2 separate regions of the Homo sapiens genome follow, and region 2 is linked to region 1. The links are chromatin contacts, found by Hi-C or POLR2A ChIA-PET in ENCODE. All regions are on one chromosome and are shown on one strand. The core of a region is the stretch at or near the end of the contact, and the rest is flanking DNA. Distances in the headings are between cores, read along the strand shown.

Region 1 (6,944 bases), core at 2,461-4,960:
TAAATACATTTTAAGGTATAAAACTTACAGATAAACCTTGTGCCAATTTAAGTGGATGTATGGGGTTGTAATAAGATACTGCCCATCCCCATCAAAAGTTGTCTATGAATAAAGACTTCATATCATCGTGGGGTTTTTTTGTTGTTGTTGTTTTTCTTTTTTTGAGACGGAGTTTCACTCTTTTGGCCCACGCTGGAGTGCAGTGGCGCAATCTCGGCTCACTGCAACCTCCACCTCCCGGGTTCAAGCAGTTCTCCTGCCTCAGCCTCCCAAGTAGCTGGGATTAAAGGCATGTGCCACCATGCCTGGCTAATTTTGTATTTTTAGTAGAGACCGGGTCTCACCATGTTGGCCAGGATATTCACGAACTCCTGACTTCAGGCGATCTGCCTGCCTTGACCTCCCAAAGTGCTAGGATTATAGGCATGAGTCACCGCGCCTGGCCTGTGGTTTTCTTTGTGTATGATTTTCCTTATTAAATTCTCACTATGTAATGCCCTTTTTTTGTTTTGCTTTTAAGCTATTCAGTTATACAGAAAAAAATAAGCCAAGTTCTTTTTTTAAAAGAAAGGGGTTTGTTTGTTTTTAAGAGAAGCTACTCTCTCTTTTTTTTTTTTTTTTTTTTTGGATGGATTAGCATTTCCAAACTTTCTTTTTAAGTTCTTATAATTACCCCCTATTTCAGACATATCACTGTCAATTTATGCTGGGGAAGTGGAGAAAAGAAATTAGATTTTATCCTGATTTTCTCTTACTCACTTCATCTCCTGAGAGCTGAATTTGCTACATAACTAGCTGGGTAAGATGGAGAAACTTGTACATCAAGAAGACAGTAAGGGACAGGGACTGTGACCTCCTGTTCTATGGGGAAGAACTGCCTCAGTAATGCTCAGTTCCTGCTGAGACTGCCAGCCTCCCCATCTTAACTGTAGCCTGGCCTTCACCTGAGAAAGACAGTCAAAGTAGATACTGTTTCCTCTTCCTGAGCCTGCCTGGATTTCAAAGCATTCACTAAAATTTACATGGGAGAAGGGTGGGGGGCAGAGTACAGAATAGCCCAAGGGTGTGGGTCTTCTGTCCTACTGGTTCCAGTCAGAGCCAAGCCCCATTTTTGATGTCCTCGGGCCAGTGTTGGAAGTCAACTTCTGGACACATCTTTATCCTGGACAGATCTTCCTTGGTCCATTCTTAGGTCTTTCTTTTATTCTGCTCCATAATTGCTCTTTCTTGGCCAAGACTGCTCCTCCCCAAATGATCCTTGTCTGGCTCTACCTCCTGACTTTTCACCTCTTATTGTCTTCTTCCTGCCCTGGTCCCTTTTCCTGTCAGCTCTCAAGGCTTACACTTATTGGGCACCCAACTTCATTATTTCCCAGGTGTGAACCAGTGACCCATCAACCAGGTGTCTTCAGGGGGACTTTGCCATATCAGCTAATTACATTTTTACAATTTGGTGTCTTGATCGGCAGACTGAAACTGAAATATAGGGAACTCTCTCATCTGCAGCAGTTCAGAGGACCAGTTGTCTCCGTGGCAAAGTAATTAGCACGTTAGGATAAAACTGTCATCTTTGATGGACTTAAAACTGTCATTCTTCCAGAAGAGAAAGATGGACTCATCACCCACTTGAGCGTTACATGGACCATATTTTAAGACCAAACACTAGGCAATATGCTGTGAACTAAAGGTCTACTGATCTTGGCCACTGCAAATCTCATGTGCCAAAGTCTTTCAGCTCTATCTCCCCAAGCCCAAACCCAAGGATTATTCAGTCAGAAATAGAATGTGTGTAAAATTGATAGGAGATAATTTTCTCATTGGCCTCCTGCCCTAGTTCATTCTGTGCATTTCCAAATCTGGGCTCAAACTTGAACATGGCTCTGAGAGCTCTCCTTGATTCAGGCTTGGAGCTCAAGTAACAGAGTTGTCTCTGGCTGACTTCCTGGATTCCCCCCTTTCTAGATGGCCCTTAATGGTGCCTGATTTTCTCTTATGACTGATTTCATCAACTGAGGCATTTGCAGTGGTGCAATATCTTGCATTACTTTGTAAAGTTGTGACACCTTCTCTGGCATCCAGTTCCAGCATTTTAACTGTCAACCGACCATCGCACCCCACCTCCAATCCCCAGCTGGTACAGTCTTCTTTGCAACAATTAGGAAATCTTTATTGCCTTCCAGAAATATGGGATTGCTTGAACACAGCTGAAATACAGATTATCTACTGGACAGAGGTGATGAGGACTTATCACCTGACCTCACTTGATAATGTATAGTTATTTAATTGGGACAGCTTGCTAAAGAACAGAGGTTCTCAAATTCTAGGGACTCATGAGTCACTTCAATACAAGAAATAATCCTCTCCTTCCCCCATAAACTACCTACCCACTTCCTCTAACTTGTCACTGAAAACCTCGCCAGAAGAGTGAACACTGAGGCTGCTTTTGTCACAGGGTAGGGAGAATAATGATGATAGCATATGTTTGAAGAGCACTTTTTAAAGTTTTTTTTTACATCCACTTCCTTAATATATATCTTGATTAATATCAGAGGCAAAGCATAATTAGTTTATGTGTATGTTCATAATAAAATGGAAACCATCATGTTTCTTTCATCTGCCCACCACTTTTTAAGAATGCTGTTATATTATAGAACAGGGGAGAACTAGTACCAGGAGTCACAAATTATAGCCTGTGGGCCAAATCTGGTTTGCCACCTGTTTTTATAAATAAAGTTTTATTGGAACTCCACCATACTCATTTATTTATATATTATCTGACTATTTTCATCCTACAACAGAAAAGTTGAGTTCTTGTGATAGAGATTGCATAGCCTACAGAGGCTGAAATATTTACTATCAAGTCCTTCACAAAAAAAGTTTGCTGGCCCAGGACAGCAAAATGAAGCAAGCTGTCCTGTCATGAAAGTATACATTTAAATACAAATAGAGTAAATGTTGTCTGCAGCTTCCTCGAAAAGACTGGGGTAGAGGAGATTGCAGGGAATTGTAGGCTTAGGTCAAGAAAACAGAAATCTTGAGGTTTTCTTGAATCCAAAAAGAAATAAGGAACTTGGGTCCAGGATGCAAGAGAGGGAATTCTATGAGTAAATATCTTCATTTAGCACATTTTGTTAGAGCTCCTCAAAGAAGGCCAGGAAGTTTTTCATGCCAGTAATAAACCTTGAGGAAGCCTAGGAAATAACCCACTGGTCTGTCTTCTAACATGACAGCCGGTGTTCACTCTACATTCAAATGCAGAGTAGGGTGTGTGCCGGGCAAGATCTCCTGTTTGATTCCTCTGTGGGTCTTGTCTCCAGGAGGGCTTTATTAAGAATCTTTCCACTCACTCTTTTTAAGCTTATGTCCCTTTCCTTTTAAAACACCAGAATTCAACATTCATTACCTTTCTTCCCTTTGATTGCCCACTGAAGTTTTCACAGAGGAAGTAATGGTTTTCCTGTTTCCTTTCGGTGTGGCCATTTTGCACGCCATGGTTCTCCTTCCCTTTTTTCAGTCTTGCATTCAAGTAAAAGCAAGTCGTCTTCTACTGTTAACTGCGGGAAAAGGTTTGTGGGGGCCTTTTTTTTCCCTTCCCTCCTCCACAACTGGAAAATATGAGGCAGATCTTGTTTATGTATGCTGTAACCTCAAAAAGAGCTGATACGCTGTTGTCATTAAAGAAGAATCCCAAGCTGTTTATCCTGCAGTGGAGTCCGAGAGCTCTAAATCTGACAGCCCCCCTGGGCCTCCAGGCACAGACTGTGGAGAGCTCTTCGCTGCTTTCCCAGGCCAGCTCCAAAATGCAAGGCAAAGGTTTCCGTTGCTGAATCCCTACACTCTGGGAACAGACAAGATGTCAATGTTGTGGCTTTATTAAAAATCAGAGGCTTTCTTCCCTTGTATTAACTTGTTCTTTGAAATCTGTTTTCCAGAGGCCTTTTCTACTCTAAAATGTAACTTGAATACCCATCTTTCTGCTACATTTTTCTCTGTGGATCTCTTATCATGTTCCAGAAATCATTTTGCAAATTTATTCTATAGCCAGTATGTTTGGCAAAATTATAATAAAATAAGCTTTCTTATTTATCTAAAAACTAGTAAAAACTATGCTTGAGAAATACATCTTTCTGTTGAAGTTTGGTTCCCAATGTTTCTTTTAATCTTATTTTCTATGCATGTGCAACATTTGATTTTTTTTTTTTTTTTTTTTTTTTTTTTTTTTTTTTGAGACGAAGTCTCACTCTGTTGTCCAGGCTAGAGTACAATGGCACGATCTTGGCTCACTGCAACCTCTGCCTACTGGGTTCAAGCGATTCTCTTACCTCAGCTTCCAGAGTAGCTTGGATTACAGGTGCGCACCACCACTCCTGGCTAATTTTTGTCTTTTTAATAGAGACAGGGTTTCGCCGTGTTGGCCAGGCTGGTCTCGAACTCCTGACCTCAAGTGATCCACCAGCCTTATCCTCCCAAAGTGCTGGGATTACAGGCATGAGCCAACATGCCCGGCCTGATTTTCTTTTATAATAATGATTTTTTATAAACCTTTGTTTGTATAAAGCTATTTTAATTGCTTATATTTTTTTAGGATATATTTTATTGGTCTATGTTAGTTCCCTTTGTTTTGGTTTATCCTGGGGTCAAACCCAGATTCTCCCTACAAGGATTACATTAGATAGAGATCGTCAAAACCAGAAATGATCAACCTGAAACACTTCCTGGTCAGCTTTTGCTAAAAGAAGATATATCAATGCAATATGATTACCTTTCAAATAATGGACTTCTAATGACACAAGAGAACAATCTAGAGCATGCTAGTTGCTGCCACAGAAATGGATACAGAGACAACCCACAGTCTGGTTCTCATCCTCGTGTCCTTTACCCTACAGGAGAGAAGGGCTTATGATAACGAGCAGAGATTCCACTTTTATTTTAGGAAGCTTAGAGGTTAGGAAGACCATAATTTGTTCTTTAAACATCTCTTGCATTTTTATAAGTTCTCTTACCTTCAAAGCTTTATTCGAAGCTTCGGGTTTTTGCTTTTTACTTCATATCCCAATCTTTGTCTTCTCTTTTCTTTTTCTTTTTTTTTTTTTAACTGTCTCCTATACCCACTGATGGCAGACTCTGTTTTCTTTTATCTTCTTTTCCTTATTACACAAGAATTAAATGAAGCAACATCTATAATATAAATTCTCGGAAAAATTACACAACATGGTAATAACTAATTATAAAGGCAATTTATAGATTTGGGGAGAATTTCATCCCACAGTGATAGTAACATCGTTGGACCTGAAACCAGGACCTATTGATGACTGACCTGGGGCAATTTATCTCTGAGCTTGACTTTTCTTATCTATAAACTTATCTTAAACTCTACAAGCTTCTTGAGCTAATCCTTCTGGGGTATTAGGATTCGATTCAGGAGAGCTGAGTTGGAGCCTAGAAATCTTCATTTCTGATAAGCTCTCCAGGCAATAGGCCCTCAGACCTCACTTTGAAGACACAAAACTATGTAATTTCTAAGATCATTTCCTGCCTAAAATTCTGTGATTCTGAGTCTTCTTTCAACTACATGGCTTTGGGCAGGGCTGATGCTTCCTGGAAACTCACTGTTTCATCTGCCATATGTATAATTAAGAAATATATTTGTTAGTTATCTTGCCCGGAAAACCCTTAAAAATGTAAACAATAATTTTGATCAGAGTTAAGTACCTCTTTTTGTCACTGCTCAGTGGAGGCTTGTCTGTTTCATTCCTTTAATCTCTCATCATATGCTTATCTCTGTAAATATATTTTTCCCTCTCTAAAGGCCTCTCAGATGCTTTTCATCTTTCTGAAAGAATGTTTAAAGCCAAAGTCCAGGTGCTTACACTTTTGGACTTAATAACTGAGCTGTTTTTACTCACCACCCGCCCAACACCCTTCTTTTTCTTTTATCATTGTCAGCATGTGCTGAGCCCCTCTGATGGACAGCTTCACATCTACTTTATGCTTTGCTATTTCTGTTATATTGCAAAATCCTATCTAATCTGTGGGTTACAGTATCTATCTGGTTGCTTTTGACATGCTTTCGAGGTTTCATCCCCACTGAATGTCAGTCTTCTGAGTTATTTTTTCCTGGATACTTGTACTTAATTGTATTTTGCCAGACTGAACTCACTGTGTACTTTACTGTTCATTTTTCTGATCTCCAGGGATCCATGAATATTGTTTGACTTCACCTCTGTTTCTTCTACCATCTCCACCTTTAGTGCCATGTGAGGAACTTATTAATGTAACGTCTTCTCAGATTTCCAGGTCATTAATAAAGTTGTTTAATAAGATCTTTTGTGCAGCCTGGGAATTAGTCAGACTTACTCAGTATTTACAGCTCTGCTATCATTTCTTGCCCACTATTATGTCCTGTGTAGTTAAGGATGCAATAGAGACAAAAATTACTTTTCAAATTACAGTTCCTGCAAGAGATGTCTCTTCCCAGAAGACCCTTTACTGTTCCACATAAGAAATCAAAACTCTCATTTAATTAGAGAGGGCTTTCGGAACAAGGCTGGCCAGGGTACGCTTACATAAGCTTGTTTGCAGATTCCGGTTAGGTCTCCCAAGGTCACAGACAGCTGTGTTTTGCATTTAGCGTCCTTTGAAAGAAGAGTGGATGCTTGGATAGCTTGTACTTGACATGCAAAGAACTTAGGAACTGCATACTTTCACATGTTGCTCGTAGGTTCCAAGCAAATGGGAACACACCATCATGCAGAAACTCTCTATCTGCCGTTATCCTGTGAGCTCCCAATCAGTGATGCATGGTGTTCTTAAGAAGTAGACTCAGGCAACAGCCAAAGTCATTTCTTTCTCTTACAATCTGAGAAGCAAGTATGTTTGTACTTCACTGAGAGTGTTTCAGGACAGCAACCAGTTTAAAAATAAGAGTAGTTAAACAAAAAAGG
Region 2 (7,170 bases), core at 4,126-6,625, 210 kb before region 1:
GTCCCACTCGGATCATCAGGCATTAGATTCTCATAAGGAGCATGCAACCTAGATCCCTCACCTGCACAGTTCACAATAGGGTTCACACTCCTATGAGAACCTAATGCTGCTGCTGATCTAACAGGAGGCAGAGTTCAGGCAGTAATGCTGCCTCATCCCGCTGCTCACCTCCTGCTATGTGACCCGGTAATAGGCCTCAAACTGGTACTGGTCTTCGGCCCTGGGGTTGGGGACTCCTGTACGTGGGGACTCAAAGTCTGGGTGGGTTGACTGGGTTAGTACACTGTATATACTATTCCTGGGCTTGGTTTCCATAGTCAAAAATGTCAAGTAGACTATTAAGGATATTTTATAATTTTTTTGACTCTTCAGAAGAAAATACAAAGCAGCAGATTGAAAGATACCCTAGTTGTCTGAGAAATAGGTCATTTGGGGTTTTCATATTGTTGGATAATTAATTTTTCAGTCTATTTTGTGTACTTTTAACTCTTTAAATTTCAATTATGGATTTTTAGATTAAATTAGTATTCCTAAATATTTGACACATATTTCAAAATGTGTGTATTAAAACGTATACTAGGAACAGTCTTCCTCTTACCACATCGTTCATCTCCCCAACTGTAACCACTGATACTAGTTTCTCTTATGTACTTGTAGAGTTTCTTTATGAGTACATAAGCAAACATAAATAAAGATTCTTATGCTCTCCCCTTTTTACACAAAAGTAGCTTACAAACACTGTTCCTCAGCATCTTGTTTTTTGCAGCCAAACATTTCTTGGAGATCTTTCCATTGGATCAGTGTTCTTAAGCAGGAGCAGGAAAAGGGAATAAAAATAAACATGGTTGCTAAATACATCTTTACAACTTCATGCTAAAGAAATTAAACTTTGTAGGATCTATTTTTAATGGAATTAATATGTAGGAGGTATGGAAGACATATACTTTTGCTGTTTTGAAATTATTAAGATAGATTGTAACAGTAAGATTATTTGACTTATAACAACAGCTTGAGTGTTGTATATCTATCTTTATAATGTCTGTGTAGAGCACATGCATTTATTTTCTTAGTTGAAAAACTGAGGCCCAGGCAGATTAATACTATGCAAGGCCATCATTATGGTGGCCCTGGAACTGGTACTAGAGTGTGAGACTTGGCTTATAAAGAGAAGGAAACAAGCATATTGAAGGTCTACTCTGTGCCACTAGATCTCACTTAATACTTATAGCAACTGTATGAGCTAAGTATTATTATTCTCATTTTGCAGATGGAGGAGAAACCAAAAAACTAAAATTTACAGAGGTTAAATAATTTTCCAAACAGTACAGGTAACAGACCAGAATAAAAATTCACTGGCTGCGAAGTCTGTGTTCTTTCTACCTAACAACCAGGCTACATGCCGGAAACCCCAGACAAAAAATGTTGACCTCAGAAGAGTTTCCTCTTATCCCATACCATGTTTTTGGTGTTCATTTGTTCATTCCCATGCTTTCTGCTCCACCCACTTGGCTCCCTGACCCCTTCTACTGTTCTCCTCTTTGCTCACTCTGCTCCTCTGCCCACTCACCAGCTTCTTTGCTATTCCTCAAACAGAACACGGCATGGTGTGCTTTTGTGCTCGCTGTCTCCCCAGGAACCACTGGATTCCCCCTCACCTCATTAGTACCATCTGGCATACTATATTTTATGTATTTATTGATTACTGTCTCTCCTACTAGAATGTAAACTACATGCAGGTAATGGTGTGTGTGTATGTGCGCACACACGCATCTCATTCAATGATTAGTCAATCATTGGTCTATTTTGTTTAATACTATATTTCTGGTAGGGAACAGTACCTGGTACTTAATTGGTATTCAATAAATATTTGAACAAATACCTCTTCTATTTTTGAAATAGGTACCATATTTGAAAGCATGGGTATAACTAAGCAATAGACATATAGTAGGCCCTCCTCTCTATAGTCTAGGAATAACAGCTAGTTGAACAATTTTTATATGCCATGTACCGTGTTAGTCCTGCAAACAGTCATAGGAGGCAGGTATTACCGTCTTCTTATTTTACAAATAAGAACTGAGGCTCAAAAAAGTTAATTTGCCACAGGTCCTGGTGAGTAATTGGCAGAGCCAGAATGCCAGTGTAGTTTTTACTCCAAATCCTGTTTCTCACCCCATTACATACATCCACACTTCCTATCTCATATATTATATCTCATGAGCCATCCTCTCCAGTGAATTTGTGTGCTGTAATATTCTGCCTGTCAAAGATCCCAAATCACCACCACTAGCAATTCAGTGTTGTGTCACAGTATTTCCTATAGGTTCATGGCTACTTTGAGCCTTGATCTTGAGACATTAGCAAATATTCTCTTAGTCATTATAATAATATAGCAAGTTTCGTCATTTGGCATAAATTCATAATTATTTTTGGATGGTTTAAAAAATTGTGACTTTGCCAGTAATAACATCTCATGTTCCCCAGAGGTGGTGGGTTTGTCATAAATACCATTTCCATAGAACATTTCAAGGAACCTAAAGTTCTTGGAAAATATTTTTAACAGGCAGCCATTTCTCTGACAGACTTCAAGGGCATAATAATAAATATATATATATATATCCTTAGAAATATGTGTGTATGTATTTTATCTTATTAAGAATATTTATATGTTTTTTTATTGCTCACAATCCATTTATATTTCAATGATCCTTTTGTATTTTAGCAGATTAAAGAATCCAGGAATGGTTCTTTAGAAAATCATTCCAATGTAGCTGTTAAATTTTGTTTTTAACCTCCATTAGTCCCTTTTTTCTCTTCCCAGGTCACAGGTTATTTTCACTTAGATATTGCACGTGGGCATTTTGGAGGATTTAATATGATTCCTTCTCTTAACCTCTACTCTTCGTTGGGCTGCTTTTCTTTCCTTTATTCTCTCCTTTATTCTCTCCTTTGTAGAAAGCATGTATCCTTTTCCAGAACTTATTCTGAGCAAAAAGTTAAAACTTTTTTTAAGCCTGTGTTTTTTTTTTTAAAGGCTTTCCTTTTTTATGTGGCTTTCTTACCTTAATTGTTGTTCAGTTCACCACATTTAATAAAAAGCCAAAGCAGGGGCCAGTCACGTACCAGAATGGATAAGTTCACTGGTTTTCACCTCCTTGTAGTCTGGCTGCCTACACAGAGGCAGTGGCTAAAGTGGTATGCTTGGGAAACCAAACGTTTCCTAACTTGTTAGTGGGAAATTCAAACTTCAGAAATTTAGAAACCACAACAACAGATGCCTATGTTTTACTGTGACTACTGAAGTCACAGTTTGCCATAGAAACAGGATGGATAGCAGCCTGAAGAGTATAAAATGTGAAACATTTTGATCCTTAGAGGACTTTTTTGGGTCCTCGATTTTAGCTGTCATAAATCAGTAAACAAGGAGCAAGGAAAATAGGGAAATTTAATACATTTAAGAGTACTTAGAGGTTCAGGCAGTTAGAGGATGAGGGTTAATGTGTGGCTTGGCTTCCTGCTGAGTAAACAATTAAATCATGAGCCACAGTGAGCATCCTACTTCTACCTTTACCCACTCTTCCTAGTTCCTGAGGATGATTGGTTTATATCTTTTCCATGATTTTTGCAAAGTGAGAGTTTGGGCCATATGCCATCTCTAATTACAGACAGGTGGAAAAGTTTTATTCTGTAATCTGCTGGAACATGAATGACCATTTTTCTTGTGGTCTGTGTTTTGCTTGTCCTCTTGCATGCTTTGTACAAATTAAAATTATTTTGGTTATCTGAGCCTTGTTTAATTTTCCCTTGACTGTAAGTCCAGAGCATTTGGGTTATGTTTTCCTTTTCAGCAACTTCTGAATACTGAGAAGACAGAAAATGCATAAACAGTCTGATCATACTTCCTTTCCTGTAAGTTGGGTTCTTTTAAGATGAACATGTTCTAGAGGATATTAAGCTTGCATAGCAAGGAGTAATTCCATCAAAATATGACAGTGGTCAACAGCATATCTGCTAGAGGTGAGAGCAATGACTGTACCCCACTTCTCTTGGCCCTGGGTCTGCTGCTTATACTGTCCCTGAGCAGGAGTTTCACCCATTTAGTTTATCTATGTGAGAAATGTTCTGTTTGTGGCAGTTAAAGAAATGGCTATAGTATACCTCATGTATGTGCTATTTGAATACCATCCATTTTTGCCCTGACCATATCTTACCTTGTGATTTGAATTTTAAGAGAAGGCAAACTATCTCAGGTTTTAGTAGCTGAAAAAAAGGTTTTTGAAAAAAGCTCTGGCTTCACTATTCATCGCTTTTTAAAGTTTACTAATTCACAGCTAAAAACAAAGAAAGCAGAACCCCAGGTATTAAACAATTGAAAAGCCACATATCTGATGGACAGGAAATGTTGGACCAAAATCTGCTAGTGACTTAACTATCTGACCTTACCTCATCTGCTTGTCACCTTAGCTGCAACATGGGAAGAGCAGTGCAATTTTGTCTCTAAGGTCTACAAAGCCTTTGGCAATCTCAAATCTCAGTTCCACAAAATAAATACTCCCAACAATCTTTAGAGTCCTTTCCTCCCTTCTTTCCTATATAACACTGTATACAAATTCACATGTCAAGAGATTTTATGGCTCATCAAGTCTCAATGGTTCAAAAGAATGGAAAACCGTAATTGGAATTCCATGGGATTCAGATTTATTTGAGTCTGTTGTAGTTCACAAGTTGTAAGTATGCTGTAAAAGCAAATAAGTACTTAAAATGTTATACTAAATTCAAAGTACAATTAAACTGAAAAATTAACACCTAGGCAAAAAGTATTTAGACTGTTAATTTCAAAAGAGACTCTTTATTGTTTGTGGCTAGGATCTGATATAAGCCATTTAGCCCAGGTTGTAAAGATTTGTCTTACAGATTTGTTTTTTGTGGGTGCATGGTAAAACAGGGAGATTCCAAACTAGCTTTTAAGCCTTTTGCAGTCACCAGCTCTCTTCGGTCCTTTACCTGCTCAGGAAGTTGTTTCTTACTTCAGATGAGTAAGACATTTTTAGGAAAGTTCTTGTGGGTTTCTCACAGGAGGGACTGCCTTGTAGCAGGGAAATCAAGGTAAAGGGTAACCTCTCCTTACAGAGTGGCTAAGGTTAGGCACGCTAGAGACAGATCTTCAACAAGCTTAATCCTTTACTCCACTTCACAGCTGGGTGTCTGAGAACAGGAATTCTTCATGACTGCATCCTACAAAGGACCTCCTCTTTGGCCTGAGACAGCCCCCTATATGTCAGCCCAGCAGCACCAGATGATGAAGGAGCATCATCCCTATGGATAGACTAGCATAACCAGAAGAGTAACAGTAGCTGCTATAGGTTTGGCACTGTGCCAACTGCTTCATCACGTTTAAGCTTCAGGTTAAGAAGTGATGTTACTTTAAGCTGCCTTCCTTTCTGCATAAGTCCAGGTTGTTCTGAAGGCCAAATAATGGGTTTTTAAACTTACAGTTTGGGTGCTCTGATCTTGGCACAAGCCTTATTTGTCTTTTAACCTCAGGTTCTCCTTTCATAATAGACTTCTGAAGAATAAGTCTGCCATCTTTTTTGGAATGCTGCATTCAGTCATCTCCATTTACATTTCAGTTCCCATCTTTTCCATGAATGTTTCTTAACTTGTCTAACCCTGGCTGATTTTCCTTTTCTAAGTCCCCACAGCCCTTACAGCTTTATTACCTAAATATTCTACATTATTTTGTACTGCTTTCTAATTTGTTTTAGTATATTACTTTTGCCGTTAAGCCAACTGTAAGCTCCTTAAAGGAATAATACCTCTGTATCCCTCATATGGGTTGAACTCTGTGCATACTTGACCAAATGATAGAGAGGTAAAAAGAACCACTTCCTAGGGGAGTATAACCATCCCTTAGGCTGAGTGGTACCTAAAGTTCTCAGAATGACTTGTTATTAGAATGGAAGAAGGACAAGTAGAGTTTTGTTCCTCTTGTTCTTGTCACTTCTGGAAGGAGAACCATTTAGTGAAGAGAAGAATTCACTTGGAGACAAATTTAATTAAAGTCCAGATGGGGAAAATTGGCCAGAGAATCTTAACTTTGCCTGTGATTCTTTGCATCTGTGTTCAGCCTAATGAATTTTATTGAACTGTAAAAAGAATTTTATGGGGCAGAATTTGGGGGGAGATTAGTGGAGCCCCAAATCACTTGGCAAAGTTACTCTCACTTTTATTTGAAAGCCTCAAGAATAATATGCGACTTCAAACATAATGTATTTATTTTAATAATATGAGTGTTTGAAAAGTAGATAATTTTCCTTTTAGCAGCAGTGGATTCATTTTCACAAAATTCCACAGAGTAATTCACTTCTTCTGCCATTCCCAATTAACAGACTAACAAGTTAAGACTAAGGGACTTCCACAATATCTCACTGAATGGGTGTTTGTCTTCAGCAAGAAACCAGCAACTTTCTCATGTTCTCTCTAGGCTCCTGGACCAGGCAACTCCTTCCTTTTCTTCAAATTTAACAGGCAGACACTTAAGTCTTGCGAGCCCAAATGTGATGTTTTACATTCCACTTATGATCTCTGCTCAGAGATTTGTTTTTGTTTTGATTCACATAAAAAAGCATTTTAAAAAGAAAGAGAAAAACATATTTCACCTTTAAACTTTTGTTCCAGGACTGGTGGGCCATGAGACACAATAAATCTGGCAGATTTGCTTCTGTCAGGGCAGCCCATCTTAGAGGACTGACCTCAGCCTTGAGGCTGCTTTAGATACAGTGATTTGGAGCTCTCACAGGCCCAAGTGCTACAGCTGTGTTCATCTTTTCTCCATTTACATGTGGACTCTTTCCCTCAAATTACCCTCATTTTCTTTAGCTAATTTGTCTCTGTAGTGATATAATCAGTAGCTTTTATTTTTATATTGTCTCTTCTCTACTTGATCAGAGTTCCCATGAGGGTTATTGCTCATTATTCAATCTTTATTGAGTACTGAGAAATACTTGGGGTGGATGACATTGTTCCCTTTTTGTAATTTGTAGAAACCAAGGGAACAGGAGGCTCACCCAGTAAATGGATGGCAGAGCTAAGAAGAGTAGAACTCTGATTTATCCACCCATTATTCTTACTCTTTTAGTCTCACCGTTGAGACACTAACATTTATCCCTGTCA

What was found. Hi-C counts contacts between places; a loop is a spot of excess contacts on that map. ChIA-PET counts read pairs that join two places held with the same protein, here RNA polymerase II (POLR2A). Pooled maps may share reads with other maps.
Region 2: a map of ovary shows a loop between it and region 1 (2.6-fold over the local background). The contact joins two enhancer-like sites. A Hi-C loop is called at or near these places in 6 of 168 maps with a recorded cell type or tissue (B cell, HepG2, IMR-90 and 3 more), 8 of 37 single-sample maps with no recorded cell type and 11 of 50 pooled maps. POLR2A ChIA-PET finds 5 or more read pairs at or near these places in 7 of 52 experiments (AG04450, Caco-2, HepG2 and 3 more).

Annotation. Positions count from the first base shown.
Region 1 is chr3:100,070,486-100,077,429 of GRCh38, forward strand. All of the region lies in intron 1 of CMSS1 (cms1 ribosomal small subunit homolog), which reads left to right. All of the region lies in intron 1 of FILIP1L (filamin A interacting protein 1 like), which reads right to left. Among named protein-coding and RNA genes, the nearest start is that of FILIP1L, 41 kb to the right of the region's middle. RefSeq lists a silencer at 2,372-2,451 and enhancers at 2,993-3,527, 3,528-4,062. Within about 2 kb of position 3,711, at least 10 of the 41 ENCODE cell types and tissues checked have a DNase peak (open chromatin) inside an H3K27ac peak, as active enhancers do; they include ovary, where a contact is called at or near this core.
Region 2 is chr3:99,863,156-99,870,325 of GRCh38, forward strand. The region is part of intron 1 of CMSS1 (cms1 ribosomal small subunit homolog); the gene reads left to right. All of the region lies in intron 4 of FILIP1L (filamin A interacting protein 1 like), which reads right to left. All of the region lies in intron 1 of LOC105374010 (a long non-coding RNA gene), which reads left to right. Among named protein-coding and RNA genes, the nearest start is that of HP09053, 43 kb to the left of the region's middle. RefSeq lists a silencer at 4,990-5,284. Within about 2 kb of position 5,376, at least 7 of the 41 ENCODE cell types and tissues checked have a DNase peak (open chromatin) inside an H3K27ac peak, as active enhancers do; they include ovary, where a contact is called at or near this core.